2 separate regions of the Mus musculus genome follow, and region 1 is linked to region 2. A link is a contact called in ENCODE Hi-C or POLR2A ChIA-PET data. All regions are on one chromosome and are shown on one strand. The core of a region is the stretch at or near the end of the contact, and the rest is flanking DNA. Distances in the headings are between cores, read along the strand shown. Region 1 holds the start of Dusp6 (dual specificity phosphatase 6). Region 2 holds the start of Atp2b1 (ATPase, Ca++ transporting, plasma membrane 1).

Region 1 (6,767 bases), core at 4,149-6,648, 350 kb after region 2:
TGTGATAAAGGACCCTGGCAAAAGCAAGTTAGAGGCGGTGGGAGTGTTATTTCAGCTTATAATACCAGGTAAAGAACATCAGTTTGGAGGAAGTTAAGGCGGGGATTTCAAACAGCTAGCCACAAGCCCTCCCCAGGCAAGAGAGGGAGGAAATTAATTCATGCATGTTCACCTATATTCAGCTCGAATTCTCTACTCACACTTGGGGACCCTCTGCCTAGGGAGATGCCCACAATGGGGTTTGGTGTCCCCCACATCAATTAAATGTAATTATTACAATCCCTTCACCCATTGAGTCAATCTAGACCATCTCTCATTGAGACTCCCTTCCCAGATCACCCTAGGTTGTACTAACCACTAATGTTAACTATTACCGTGTGCCTCCATGCTTAGGAGAGTGGGACCAAGAGGGCTTTCTATGTTCTCTCGTTTTGAAAAAGGTCTCCTGTGGTTGGGAGATGTGGTTCAGTGGTAGAATACTTACATAGCAAATTTGAGGACCTGGTTTCAATTCCCAGTACTATAGTAAATAAAGCAATAGCCTCCTACATGTGAATAATATTCTAGAAAGAAACGGAAGACATTGTTATCAAGGAAGCCTGTGGTCTGTCTCATGGCTAGAACTCTAATCATGGAAGAGAGTTTTTCCTGTGAGCCTGAGCAGTCAAAAGGTCCTGGGCAGACAAAGGGCCAACTGCGACAGCGAGTTAGTTTTATTCAAGAAGTGAATAAAGCTTTATTCAGGCTAACTTTACTAAAGCAGTGATTTAAAAGAATATCATTTTTGTGGGGACTGGGGCAGCAAGTCTGTTATTTTAAATGGTAAAGGCCGAGGAAAAGACTTCCAAGTTCAAGCAAAGCCTGTGTGGGCTCTAGAATGAATTTAAGGCCAGCCTGGGTAACTCAGCAAGACTCTCTCAAAATAAATAATTTAAAAAGGACCACGCGCTCTTTCCAATCGATCTCCAGTAACACGGGTGGGGGTGGGGTGGGGTGGGGTGGGGTGGAGCAGAGGGGGAGAAGTCACTTTCTTTGTATCCTACATTTCTAAGTTGTCTCTTATCTCCATATTCATTTGAGAAACTATTCATATTCCTAAATGTCCTTTAAGCAAATACATATATTCCCAACTTTACACGTTTATGGATTCCCCTTCTTGCTTAGCTTTCCACACAGCACTTCTACTTTCTCGCACCATACATCACTGTTGTATTTCTGGACTGATGGGAAGGTGCGCTCAAGGAAGGGAAGCAATCTTTAGTTTAAAAAAAAACAAAAAACAAGAATGAAAAACCTATTTTTGTATGTATTTTCATATATGAGTGTGAGGTCACCAGTGTGCTTTGGAGCCAGAAGACAATCTCAGATGTTGCTCCTCAGGACTCATGCGCACCTTGATTTTTGAGACAGGGTCTCTTACCAACTAGACGGGGTTGGCTGGCTAGTGAGCGCCTGTGATCTTCCTATCACTACTTCCTTAGTGCTAGTGTTGCAAGCATTGGTTTATTTTCAATTTATTATTATTATTATTATTAATGTATAGATAGATAGATAGATAGATAGATAGATAGATAGATAGATAGATAATGGGTTGGGTTTTTTTTTGAGACAGGGTTTCTCTGTGTAGCCCTGGCTGTCCTGGAACTCACTCTGTAGACCAGGCTGGCTTCGAACTCAGAAATCTGCCTGCCTCTGCCGCCCAAGTGCTGGGATTAAAGGCATGCGCCACTACTGCCCGGCTTCAATTATATTATTTAAAAACAACAAACAAACAAACAAACAAAACAACATGGGTTCTGGGGATCAAACTTGAGTCCTCATACTTACAAGAAAAGCCAGTACTTTACCGGCTTGTCATACGGATTTCATTCCTACTACTTCCCTAAAACGTGGAGTGAGAGAAGAAATGAAGTGAGTGAAGAAGTGAAGTGAGGCCCAGGGCTGCCTCCATATTGGTGAGTCATACAGGTAAGGTTTGAATTCAGGCCCATGCTCCTAGCTAAGGAACTGTGAGAGTTAGAACCCACGATACATACCCTAAGGAAGAAAGAACTATTAATCTTGTGAATGGTTGACTAGTGAAGAAAACCACTGGTGTGTGCCACGGAGCCTTACCCTCCCTTAACGTACGTGCAGTGTGTGCAACAGAACCTGTGGTCAAAAGCTGAAATGTACAACTTAGGCAAGTTAAAATCTTTGTGTCTTAGCAGGAAGTAGGAGCTTAATGATCCTTGGACGTGGTCACCTCAATTCTGGCCTCAAGCCCTGAGCACCTTCTCTGCTTTAGTTTAGCCTCGGGTCAATTCCTTCATCTTCCTTACCTAACTTGTGTTAGGTTTTCTAAAGACTGCACAAAATTACTCAGGGAGACACAGAAACAAGGCCGTGTCCACCCTACAGCACCGTTCCATAAACTCTTTCATCTGTCTCGGTGTAATGAGCCGAAAACATTTTTTTAAAATGTGCATTGGTAGTTTGCCTTCATGTATGTTTGTATGAGGGTATGGGATTCTGGAGTTACAGTTGTGAGCTGCCATATGGGGGCTGAGATTTGAACCCGGGTCCTCTGGAAGAACAATCAGTGCCCTTAGCCGCTGAAACATCTCTCCAGCCCCTGTAAACCAACTTTTTAAAAGGCAACCTCAAGAAGTTAAGACATCCCAGTCCACCAAGGTAACCTGGGTAAGGTGTCATTTGAGCTGGAGTAGGACATCTCTCTCCTGCTTTGCCCCATTATTAAACTAGAGTGAATTAAACTGTTCTGAGCAGACCTTTGAGGGGTTAGCTGCAAGTGAGGAACCTGGCAGGCTATCAAGCAGACTTAAAAGGGAGTGTTTGGGGCAGGAAATTAAAAAACAAAACAAAACAACAACAAAAAACCAACCAAACAAAAAAAGCAAACAAACAAACAAAAAAATCCGACCTTGGCCAAAAAACCTCCCAAAGTGCTCAAGCCATTTTGCAGGTTAGCTCAAAAACATATAAGCATATCAGCTAACGGGCATGACATTCCCACACATGGTGCCCACTTAATATTACAAAGACCCTGTAAAATACAAGAAAGATGACAAGGAGAAAAAACTGTAACTGGATATAGTTAGATCGAAAGGTCAAATTTCCTGAAGGAAGTGGGAAAAAATTCAGACTCAGAAACATAGGTACAAATGCTTAGAGCTCTCCACCAGTGTGCAAAGATATTATTATCAACCTCCCAACTGTCTGGTGCTTCACTTCAAATTTTGGTAAAGAAAAACCCAACCTGCTTCCCTCTTCTGTTTGGAGGTTGAGGCTTGTCCTTCACGTTTCCGCGGAGCACCCCACTTCCCTCCTCCTAACCATTGGTCCCACAGACTGAAATGTCTCAGGGTGGGAAAACCTGTAACAGATGGGGAAGGATCTGGGGGCGTCAGCTGCAGCACAGGCCTACCCCAGCGGGAGTTGGAAGCTAGCCAATGAAATATGGGCGTTTTGTTCCCAGTGCTGCCCAAAAAAGGCGCGGAGAGAGGTTGGAGGCAACCCCCATTTTCATCAAAACGCTCCTTCTGGGGCGCCTGCCTGCGGGAGGGCTCCAAAATTGGCTACTTGGACCTCCAAGTCGCCCTGTTTTAGCCCACATTTCCCAAACCCCGGAAGAGGCGGGTGATTAAAAATGCAAATTGCTTTGCGGGCGACAGTAGGTAGGACCCGGCTGCGAGGCGCTGGGCTGGGGAGATCCCGTGACCTTAGACGCCCTCCGCGCCCCGGATTCGGGAAGGGCCGCAGCCGGCGCTTCCGCCTCCCGGTCGCGGCCGGACAAAGCCCAGCTCCTTTCCCTGGGACCCGAGGGGCTGACCGGATCGGGACGCGCGCCTTCCGCAGGGCCCGCCGTCGCCGCACACAGGTGGTTTTCCGTCCGGGAGGGGCGGCCTCTGCACTTTTATATAACAATAGAACCGAGCGCGCCGGGGATGCGCTCTTGTCGCCGTCGCGGCCCCCGCCGGCCACGCCTCCATCCGGCTCCGGTGCCGCCTCCGTCCTGAGTTGCCTGCGGGTGGTGCCCATGAGACTTCCCAACCCTAACTCTGGAACCATGGGGTCCAGACAGGGACACCTCTGGCTCCTTTTCCGCTCCAGGTCTCTCACTAGGCGACGGTTCCGCGACGGCCTTACAAGCGATCACGGGGTCGTCGCGTGTCCTGCCCCCCCCCCCCCATCCCCCAGAGCAGCAATGCTGCGGCCAAAGCGCAGCGCGCAAGCGCGTTTGGAGCTGCTAGCGTGCTCCTTGCGGGGCCCGGGGACCGCTGCAGCCTAGAAAGGATAGGGGACCGGCCTCTGTCCACAACCGCCACTGTTTACGCTTGAGTTCCCGCAGGCTTGCAGGTCTCCGGGGTGCAGGAAACGTTGGTGAGGCCTGTCGTCCCAGGCACCTAACCTAGGCTGCCTTGCCAGACCGGTTCCTCTTAGAAACCAAACTCTGCTCTTGGCTCCAGATCGTTAAAGGAGCTCGACTCCCCAGGCTCGATGGGTGACCGGTGATGGTGGTGGGGAGCAAGATCTCCGGAACAATGGCTCAGAATGCCCCCACTTCACCGGAGCAGAAGAAAAGTGCAGGGATAGCTGACAAGGTTTTGGGTGCTTACACCACCCGCCCCCCCCCCTCCGCTGCCGCCAAGAAAGTTGAGAAAGCCCGGGGTTGGGGCGCTTCTGGTTTTCTGGACAACCAAACGCTTGTTTGCTTAGTTGCTTTAAAATGTTTCAACAAAACACTAGTTTGTTTCTAGAGATGTTGGATTAGCATTTAACACTTCGTTGGGTCGCTAAAGCCCAGGCAGTCCACCAGTCCCAACACAGCCTCGCCTAAAAGGACATTAGAACAAACAGAACTAGACTTTTAAAAGAGCCAAACAAATGCCACACACGATCTAAAGGAGGACCGGGTTGGGGGTGGGGGAGCAGGGGCGGCGCTATGGCGGGCTTGGATCTAGCGTTAAAGAGAATTAAAAAGGGGGAAAACCCCTCAAGTTTTATTAAGGCTAACTTAAGATTGTAAGCGTCGCGAATAAGGGCTTTTGTGCTTGCTAATTGCACTACTGGTGCGCAAGAGTTAGACGCGAAGTGTGAACTCTAAACAGAAGGAAACACGAGACAACTTTAGTGCCCTGGTTTATGTGCCCTGCTCCTCCTCCACCGCCGCCTCCTCTTCTTTCTCCTTCCTCCCGCCGAGCCCGCAGTTGCAGCTTGTTTGCACTGGGGCTTATCCGGAGCGGAAATTCCTTTCCGTTTTTGTGAATGACAAACTCATTAACAATTCATCAACACAACCTGTTCCAGCCGGCCCGTCCCCACGGCAACAGCCCCTTCCGCAGCGCGCTCATTGGCTGACCGAGAGAATGTATCCATTGAGACGCTGGCTGTTTGTATCCATTGAGGAGCTGCCTCGCACAGGGGGTGTGCTCTCGCGGAGTCCTAGGGACTGTGAGCAAACCCAGTCTTGAATAATCCGGCGAGAAACACCGGGTTGGATCCGAGGTGCAGCCTCAGAGGGAAGGATTAAGAGCCGCTAGACTTTTTTTCTTTTCCCTTTTTCTCCTCTCAGTGGCACGGAGTCCGAATTAATTGGATTTCATTCACTGGGTAGGAACAAAACTGGGCACCTTCATTCAGAGAGAGAGATTCATTGACTCGGAGAGTGATCTGGTGCAGAGGGACCACCGACTTGACTTCTGTGTCGCTTTCCCTAACCGCTAGCCTCGGCTTGGGAAAGGCGAGGCGGAATCAAACCCCGCTCCGAGAGCGGGAGCTTCGCGCAGCGTGCTCGGCCTATGCCTGCCTCGAGGGGCGTCTGCTAGGCACCCCGCCTTCTCCTGCAGCTCGACCCCCATGATAGATACGCTCAGACCCGTGCCCTTCGCGTCGGAAATGGCGATCTGCAAGACGGTGTCGTGGCTCAACGAGCAGCTGGAGCTGGGCAACGAACGGCTTCTGCTGATGGACTGCCGACCACAGGAGCTGTACGAGTCGTCACACATCGAATCTGCCATTAATGTGGCCATCCCCGGCATCATGCTGCGGCGTCTGCAGAAGGGCAACCTGCCCGTGCGTGCGCTCTTCACGCGCTGCGAGGACCGGGACCGCTTTACCAGGCGCTGCGGCACCGACACCGTGGTGCTGTACGACGAGAATAGCAGCGACTGGAATGAGAACACTGGTGGAGAGTCGGTCCTCGGGCTGCTGCTCAAGAAACTCAAAGACGAGGGCTGCCGGGCGTTCTACCTGGAAGGTATGTTGTGCGCCCCGGGTGCAGGGCTCCGGGCTGGGACTGCAGGCTGGGGAAAATGTTAGCGAGGTAGCGATCGCCGCTTGCATTGCGCTTAGGGGAGCTAGCTGGGCCACCGTGGTAGCTTCTCCTTCAAGGGTTAATCAGGCACCTTTCTTTGGGTAGGTGTAGGATTAAGGTTCACAAGAGCTGGAAACGTAGTTCAGGGTGCAGCTTGGCACCTCGCAGCTCCTCGAAATATTAAGAAAAGTAATCTTGTGCATTTCCAGATTCAGGAGAATAAGTGTTCCCAGGGTAAGCAGCGGGTAGTGTTCCTAAAGGTGCGCATTGAAGCGTGCTTCTACCACTGCCGGGGGTTCCTAGGGTGCCTGTCCATAGTGTTCTTTGTGCTTCTCACTAGCTGTAAATTACTACAGCTTCTCCGGTTACAAGATTGCTTTTCTTGTTTCTGGCAGGTGGCTTCAGTAAGTTCCAGGCCGAGTTCGCCCTGCACTGCGAGACCAATCTAGAC
Region 2 (7,294 bases), core at 1,154-3,653:
AACATGCATCTTATGAGTTAGAATTACAGCAAACCCACAAAGTGAACAGATTCTAGTTTAGTCTATTATGGGTTTTGCTGGTGCAGCATGCAATGATTCACTTAATACTTTAATGTCAAATTCTTGATTAAAATAGAATGCATAATTCAATTTTCTATGGGGACTTCCTTGGAGAAAAGCGGGGAAGTAGCCAAGAGTTCATAAATGTGTCTGCGTTATTCTAAAAGATACTTCGGGGTGAGAAAATACTGGAAATTACCTAAATGAAATTTAATTAATTTGTTTTTCTAATTGTAGATTTGAAATAGTAGCAGGAAGGGCTATTTATTGTATCACATCAACCAATTCTCTGTGATAAACAGAGAGAGAGAAATACCCAGTGCCAGTTTTACATGTCAAGGGCACAGCTCAGAGGTTGGTAATGTCTACCCTGGTGGAAGATATAAATGGAAAAATTATTTTCAGCAGTTTTATCATGGAAAATTTGCTTTTAAACTCAAGTATTTTCTTTTCAAGCCTTTATATTATTTTAAAACAAATGCTACCCGACAGGGAACATACATAATGCAGTACTTGTCTTACCGGTGTGCTTTGGAGAAGACTATGAAACTACCAATTCTTCCAATTCAGGGTTGAAAAAAGCAAAACAAAACACTTACAGATCACTTTTTTTGATGTTTTTTTCTCAAGCTAAGTGATGCTGAAAATAACACGGATAAGGTCTAAATTGTTCGGGGGAAGGGGGAACCTTTAGTTCAAGCAGAGATTACAGAAAGATGGGACAGGATACACATCTTTAAATGTGTGGATACAGTCAAGAATATCCTTTTTTAAAGTAGAAGTAATCATGAGCGGTTTTCTTTTGAACTGGTTGGACCAGAGTCGGCTACCTTTTACCGTCTAAATACTGCACGGTACTCTGCATGATTTTTTTTTTTTTTCTTGTTCCTTTCTCCTCGGGAAAGATGAGGGCAGGATTTAAGTATTATGAATTAAAGACCCACTAGCTCGCCACAGGTAGGAAAAAAAAAAAAAAAAAAAAAAAAAAAAGCAGCAGCCGCAGCAGCAAACCCAAAAGAGAAACACGAGGACTTCAAGCGGACCTTGCGAGGCCTGCTTGCACCGGCTAGAGGACACGGTTTGGGCGCTGCAGCGGGGATCCCCGGTGTCGGTGGCCGGGCCAGCGCGCCTACAGGGCGAGTGGGCTCTCTTCCCAAAAGGGAAGGCACTTTGGCTGTCGGGCGAGTGCGTCACCGTCCGGGACAGGAGACAGGTCCGCTAGGGAGTGGGCGCCGAGCCGCTCTCCCGTCCCGTGACCCGGCATCGCCTCCACCCGGGGGCGACTCGAGCGGGACCCCAAGTGAAGGGCGTCCCACTGCGGCGGCACTCGTCGCTCTCCGGCTTCCTCACGTTGCAGGAGCCGCCGGGCCGCGCGCCCAGGCACCGGCGGTGACGGACGGAGTCACCGCCCCCTCCTCCCCCGCCGCCCCCTCCCGCGGCCCTCCCCGGCCCCGACACGTCATGGAAACACAGACGTCAGAGCCCCGACGGCCAATCGGAAGCCGCCGCAGGAGGGGAAGGGAGGGGGCGACAGCGCAGGAGGGGGCGGGGGCAGCCGGGAGCCCGGCGCGCAGGGAAGGAAGAGAGGGAGGGGCGCGCGGAGGCGCGAGTCGCCCGCCCCGCACTACAGGCCACCCTTTCCACACCGCGCGCTGCAAGTTCTGATCCCCGCCGCCTCACCCCACCCCGGGCGCGCGCTCGCCAGGCGGGGCCGCGCTCGCCGGATCCTCCCCTTAAACGCCCTCTCCGGGAAGCGCCAGTCCCGGTCCGAGCGGCGCTACCTCCGCTCGTGCGCGCGCGCGCGCCCGCCCGCCCGCCCTCAGGCTCCCCGCGGGCCGCGTCACGTGACCGCGCCCAGCCAAGGCGGCAGCGGCGGCCGCGCGAGCATCCGCAGCGGTGGCAGAGGCAGCGGGAGCAGCTGCGCTGCCAGCGTGGAGCGGGAGGCGTGGAGGTGTGGAGAAGAAGGGAGCGTCGGACCGGAACGGGTGAGCGCCCTCCTCCCCCCTTGCCTGCTCGGGCGGTCTCGCGGGTCACCCGGTGCACACCGGGCCCCTGCCCCGGAGCTGGCCGTTGCCCCTTGAGCTCCGCGTCTGCGGACCGGTGTCCCCGGACCCCGCCCCGGGTTGCACCCCGCCCGTTGCTGCTGCTGTTGCTGCTGCTGCGGACGCCGGCGCGGGGCCGGTTGAGCTGCTGTGCCGAGCGCGGCGCGCCCTGAGCGCGGCTTTGCGGAGCGGAGGAGGCGGGTCCTGCGGGGACGCGAGCGGCCACTCGGCGGCCGCCGGGCTCTGGGCGGGGGCCGGCCGGGCGCCGCCTCCTCCTCCTCCGCCGCCGCCTCCTCGCGGTGCAGCGTGAGTAGGGAGCCCCGGCTGGTGGACGCCGAGTCTCTGGGCTCCGCCGCCGCCGCCTCCTTCCCGAGGTGCAGCCGCACCTCCGCGTGGCGCCCCGAACCCAGCGAGCCGGCTGCGGGCACGTCCCGCGACCCCTCGCCGCCATCCCCCGGACCCACCCGCCTAGCTTTCCTTGATTCTTCCCCTCGGAAAAAATGGTTCCCGCTGCGGGCGAGGTGAGTGGCGGCCGGTGGCTGCCCGCGGCGGGGGCGGCCACCTGCGGGGGAGGCCGGGTGGGGCGCGCAGGGCGCGGCGGGGGTCCTGACAGCTGGGCGCGGGGTGGAGCGCGGCGGGTCCCCGCGAAGTTGGCGGCGCCGCCGGGGTTCGCTCCTGCTAGGAGACCGTAAAGGTGAGGAGGCTTCCTCTCCGCGCGCCTCGGCGCCGGGTCCAGCTCGGAGTCGCCGTCCCGGTGGCTTCTCGTCTACACCCGAGGGCTCTCGGACTTCGCGGGGCTGCCCCTGCTGCCGCCACAGCCCATCTGAACACCGGTCGCCCCTACCCCGGCATGTGGTGACCTTGAGGGCAGCGGTGCCCCGGCACTCCCTCTTCCTGCGACCCGGGAGGGTCACCCATTTAATCCCTGGCTTGGGCCCCCGGGAGGTACTGCCCGTGCAAGGTGAAGGTTTGTCGTCGGCCCCCCGGAGAGGATGGTGTGATAGATGCCTGTCAGACAGGACGGTGACTCCCGGGGAGTTGAAGAGCCGCCTGGACGCTCTCTTCAGGTCTTGAGTCTGGCCCCCCAGGATGTTCACGGGTGCTTCCGATTCATGTTTATGTACTTAGTTTAAAAGGGGGAAAATCTGCTCTGTCCTCGGAAAGGGTCAGTAAGAAAGGAGGGTGGCATTCCTATTGCGGGGGTGGGGGGGGCGGAGGTGGCGGGGGCTTCTTCTCTATTTCATCTTGCAGGAGAATTTTGTGTCTTAGCTAGTTAGCGACCCCTGGGTCTGCGCCTCGGTCTTTGCCCAGGTTGGTCTCTGCACATTTCAGTCACCAGTTTACTGCGGGACTCTAGCATTGGGAATGCTTTTGCTGTTGCGGTGATCGGACCCGCAAGGGGAAGCTGGGGCTGGTCTGCGTGGGTAAAAGGGTCTGCAGGACCTTGGTAAGGACGCGAACCTCCTCGGTAGGCTGTTTTTTTTACCCTTCCTAGGGGTTAGAGCGCTGCAGACAGCCACCTTTGGCTGCTATGCATGCTACTTTTCTGGGTTTATTAATAATCTAATGACTCCTGTCGGTATCGATTGCTGTTCCTGATAAATTAGTTATATGGATTTTTTTTTTCATACGAGTGGAGGTATATGCATGTCTGGACTGTCTGCCTTTCAACATGGAAGGCTTTGTTGTGCTTCACCTCCCCCACCTGAGGACAGTCTTACTTTAAAATAAGGTTCTTGATCCTCAGCGTAGGTGTATTTTATAATAATAAGTACTTGTAAGGACCTGGTTTGTACAAAGCGCGCATAGGGCATCCCTTTGGATAGTGGCCCATTTGAGTGAATGGAGAGCCTTCACTTGCCCTGCCACCAGCTTTCCCTAGGGAGACTCCCTGTCCTTGTGTGTGGCAGAGCCGGATTGGGGGAATTAAAAGAGGGATTGGAAGGGGGAGAATCTGCTTTTTGTACTTGTATGTTTCATTTAGCACCCATCCCTTTTTTTCCCCTTCCTGGTCAGTTCAAATTTGAAGTAAATAGAAATTTTTTTTTTTTTTTCTTGTTGAGAGCTTTTGAAAGCTGGTGTAGGAAATTGGGCCTTTTAAGCCATGTTTTCAGGGAGATGTTTTACTTTCTACCGTGCTTTGGATAAAACAGTTAAATGGCTGTCATAAAGGGTGGATCTCTGTCCCGATTTTGGCTTGGGTGTAACTGCAAAGATCTTCGAAAAGTAACTGTTATTTCCTACCATATACTCTGCAAAAGTGAGTCACATTCGGGTGAGCTGAGGACAGAGCGCCACCTTTGATCTAAAATTTTGTTATCCCCCCTCCCACCCCCGATCAAATGATGAAAATTAAGAGTACGCCTTCATAATGCTGTCGTCCTCAGCCGTGTGCCCCCTTAGAAGTAAGGGAGAATATGTCTTCATTTTTCTATAATTTCAAGACCTTGAGAGGAATTTCAGCCACTGTATGGGAAACTACGGTGTTTTGTTTTTTTAGTTGAAGCTTGAGACCTTACTTGCCATTCTGAGATGAGGGGAGGAACAAATTTTGACTCGTGTTGTTAATAAAATAAGAGGATATTGATGGTCTGGATCAACGGAGGGGTGGAAGGTAGTGCGGCAGTGTTGTCAACGTTGTTTAGCCATTCTAGCAAATTCCAGTGCCTACCAGCATGGTAGTACTTAGACTTTTTTTTTTTTTAACTGCTGAGCTATGAACAGGTTCCACAATAAACACTGAAAATTTAGTAAAATTATTTTTCTGGCCTGAATATGATATAGTAACTCATTTTTTTTTTCATTAGCTGTCTTCCATTTAACCTGCCTTTCATGGTCTCACTGAGGGCATATCATACCGTGCTTTAAGATCATCTCTAATGAGCACTTTGAGCAGGGATACCTAGACTCAAAGTTGAATGGAAACCATGTTGGAAAATGAGGCTTCTGCACACGGTTCCCCTCAGATGCATCTCATATTAAAAATAAATGGGATTTTTCAGGCTTGGGAGGGAGGGAGAGGGAGATGGAGATGCCGTAGTGGCAGCTAAGCAGGTGAGATTTCCCTGCTCTCTCTGCCTCACCGTCCTCCCTCTTCTCACATCCAAATTTTAGGTACACTATCTCTTTAGGCAGAGGATAATTTCTTATTATCATCTATAAAACACAAAAGAAAAAGATGTAGCTTTTAAGTAATGGGTAAATTAACATGGATGTTACCTAATACAGGTTTTAATTACAGACCACAAGCTGTTATTGCTGTTGTATCTGCATTTAAATTTTAATTCAACATTTGAGTTCTTCTGACTACTGTAAAGCATTAGATGTTGAGCTGTAGATAAGTAGTAAGCTATAATTAAACAAAAAATCCGTTTGAGATGATAGATTATTTATACTCTCACTGCTACAGAGCCTCCTTAAAGCCATGGAAATGGTCCTAGGTTAAAGGACATTTGAAGCCATTAAGTTGATGCATGCAGAATAATTAATATATTGTTAAACATATTTTGGTAAAATCCTCTATTTGGGGTTTCAGTTGACTGATTTCCTTGGGCAAACCTCTTAAGTTAGTTTTAAATGAAACAGTCTTTTATGTGAAACAAGTGTTAAAAGGATTTGTCACTTAGTAAGACTTTTTATAATATTGAAGATCAGAAAACATTTGACAATTTTCCTTGTAGTTTATACATATGTGGTTTCAGCTGATATTTTCATGAATTTTGTAATTAATATGGGAAACAGAATAAGGATCAGGAAGCAGAGGCTTAAAACTTGAGTTTTTGCATCTCATGTAAGAATATTTTCTTGATCAACTGGAATGGAAAATTATGTTCTGATAAATATCTTACAGAAAGATGGTATTAATAACTTATTTGGAGATATACAGACTCTGAGGTAACATTACAAGGAAAACTGTATACAAGGAGCATTTTCAAAAAGAAGTAACAATTTCTTAGCTTTTAGAGATGGTGCTTAGGCACACACACCAAACACACTGTTTTATTAAAATTTTTATTATAAAAATTACCAATGAAAATAGGACAAACTTAACTGATCATTTTAACAACTCACAGCCTATCTCTTGTTCATATCACCGTACTAGAAATAAGTCTTATAAATGGACACATTAGGTAAGTGAATGGAATCTTTTTTTTTTTAATTATTAATTTTTTAATGTTGGATTCTTACTATGTAGCCCTGGCTGGTCTGGAAGTCACTATGTTAGACCAGGCTAGCCCTGAACTCATAAAGACCCACCTGCTCCCTCCTTTTGAGTGTTAAATTGAATTCTTATGTTTAATATTTGTATCATAGGAGATACTCAGCCCTACCCAATATTTAACAGGATCTGAAAAATTTGACCCTGGTTGTGTATGTGGCATGGGATTTTTATTTTCCTCCTAATACTCTGTTGTATAGCAAATACCTAGTAATAGCTTTTCAGGTTGTACTCTTGTTAATACTTTATCACAGTGACTTAGAAATGCTCTCGATTCCTCAGTGTAGTTTTCAACATAACCATGTGGCTTGATTCTCATAACAAGTCGATTTTCAAAGTGAGTTCCGGTGACAGTTGTACCTTTCTCCTTCTGGTAGTCAAGGAGATCTATCTCAGTCCAGTGTCACATAGCTGGCAGATAAATCAGCCAGACCTGGACTCTAGGTTATCCAGAGGTCCCTTGCTTCTGCTCATCGGTGAGCTCACTCACTCTGTGTGTTTAAGTTTATGGACCTCAGTGCCAGGTCAGCTTCTGATCAGTGTAAATTTCATAATATAATAAAAGCAAGTTTGCTTAGGCTTTGCTTTGTAGTTTAATTATTGCTTATGCTCAGAGTAATATCAGCAATTCACAAATTCACACCTGCCCTGATTTGCTTCACAGCAAGGGAGCGACATAAACATTTGCAAAATACTAGTAAAAAACATAGTTAAAATTTATAATTTTTCAAATCTTGTTTTTAGTGAGGGTTTTTTTTTGCAATAATTTATTTAAAAATAAAATTAATGCTAGCGCAAAAAAAGTTCCTTCTTTCAACTCCTGTAATCAAGCGCTTGTTTAGCTGCCACAGGTATGTCATCTAAAATTTTCTCCAATGTTCATTTGTTAAGCAGTGGAATTTAGACATTTAAATAGTTCCCCAGTGAGGAGATTTTTAATTCATAAAATTCAAAACGTTGTTATAAATCTCTC

What was found. A loop is a pair of places that touch in the nucleus more often than their neighbours do. ChIA-PET counts read pairs that join two places held with the same protein, here RNA polymerase II (POLR2A).
Region 1: a loop to region 2 is called in a map of v-Abl transformed pro-B cells, with 4 times the contacts of the local background. The contact joins the promoter of Dusp6 here to the promoter of Atp2b1 in region 2. A Hi-C loop is called at or near these places in 1 of 37 maps with a recorded cell type or tissue (v-Abl transformed pro-B cells). POLR2A ChIA-PET finds 5 or more read pairs at or near these places in 1 of 5 experiments (embryonic stem cell).

What each region holds. Positions count from the first base shown.
Region 1 is chr10:99,257,833-99,264,599 of GRCm38, forward strand. It overlaps Dusp6 (dual specificity phosphatase 6), which reads left to right and starts at 5,399. Exons shown (of 3, transcript NM_026268.3): 1 at 5,399-6,259; 2 at 6,712-6,767. The coding sequence starts at 5,860.
Region 2 is chr10:98,912,749-98,920,042 of GRCm38, forward strand. Atp2b1 (ATPase, Ca++ transporting, plasma membrane 1) reads left to right here and starts at 2,404. Exons shown (of 21, transcript NM_026482.2): 1 at 2,404-2,623.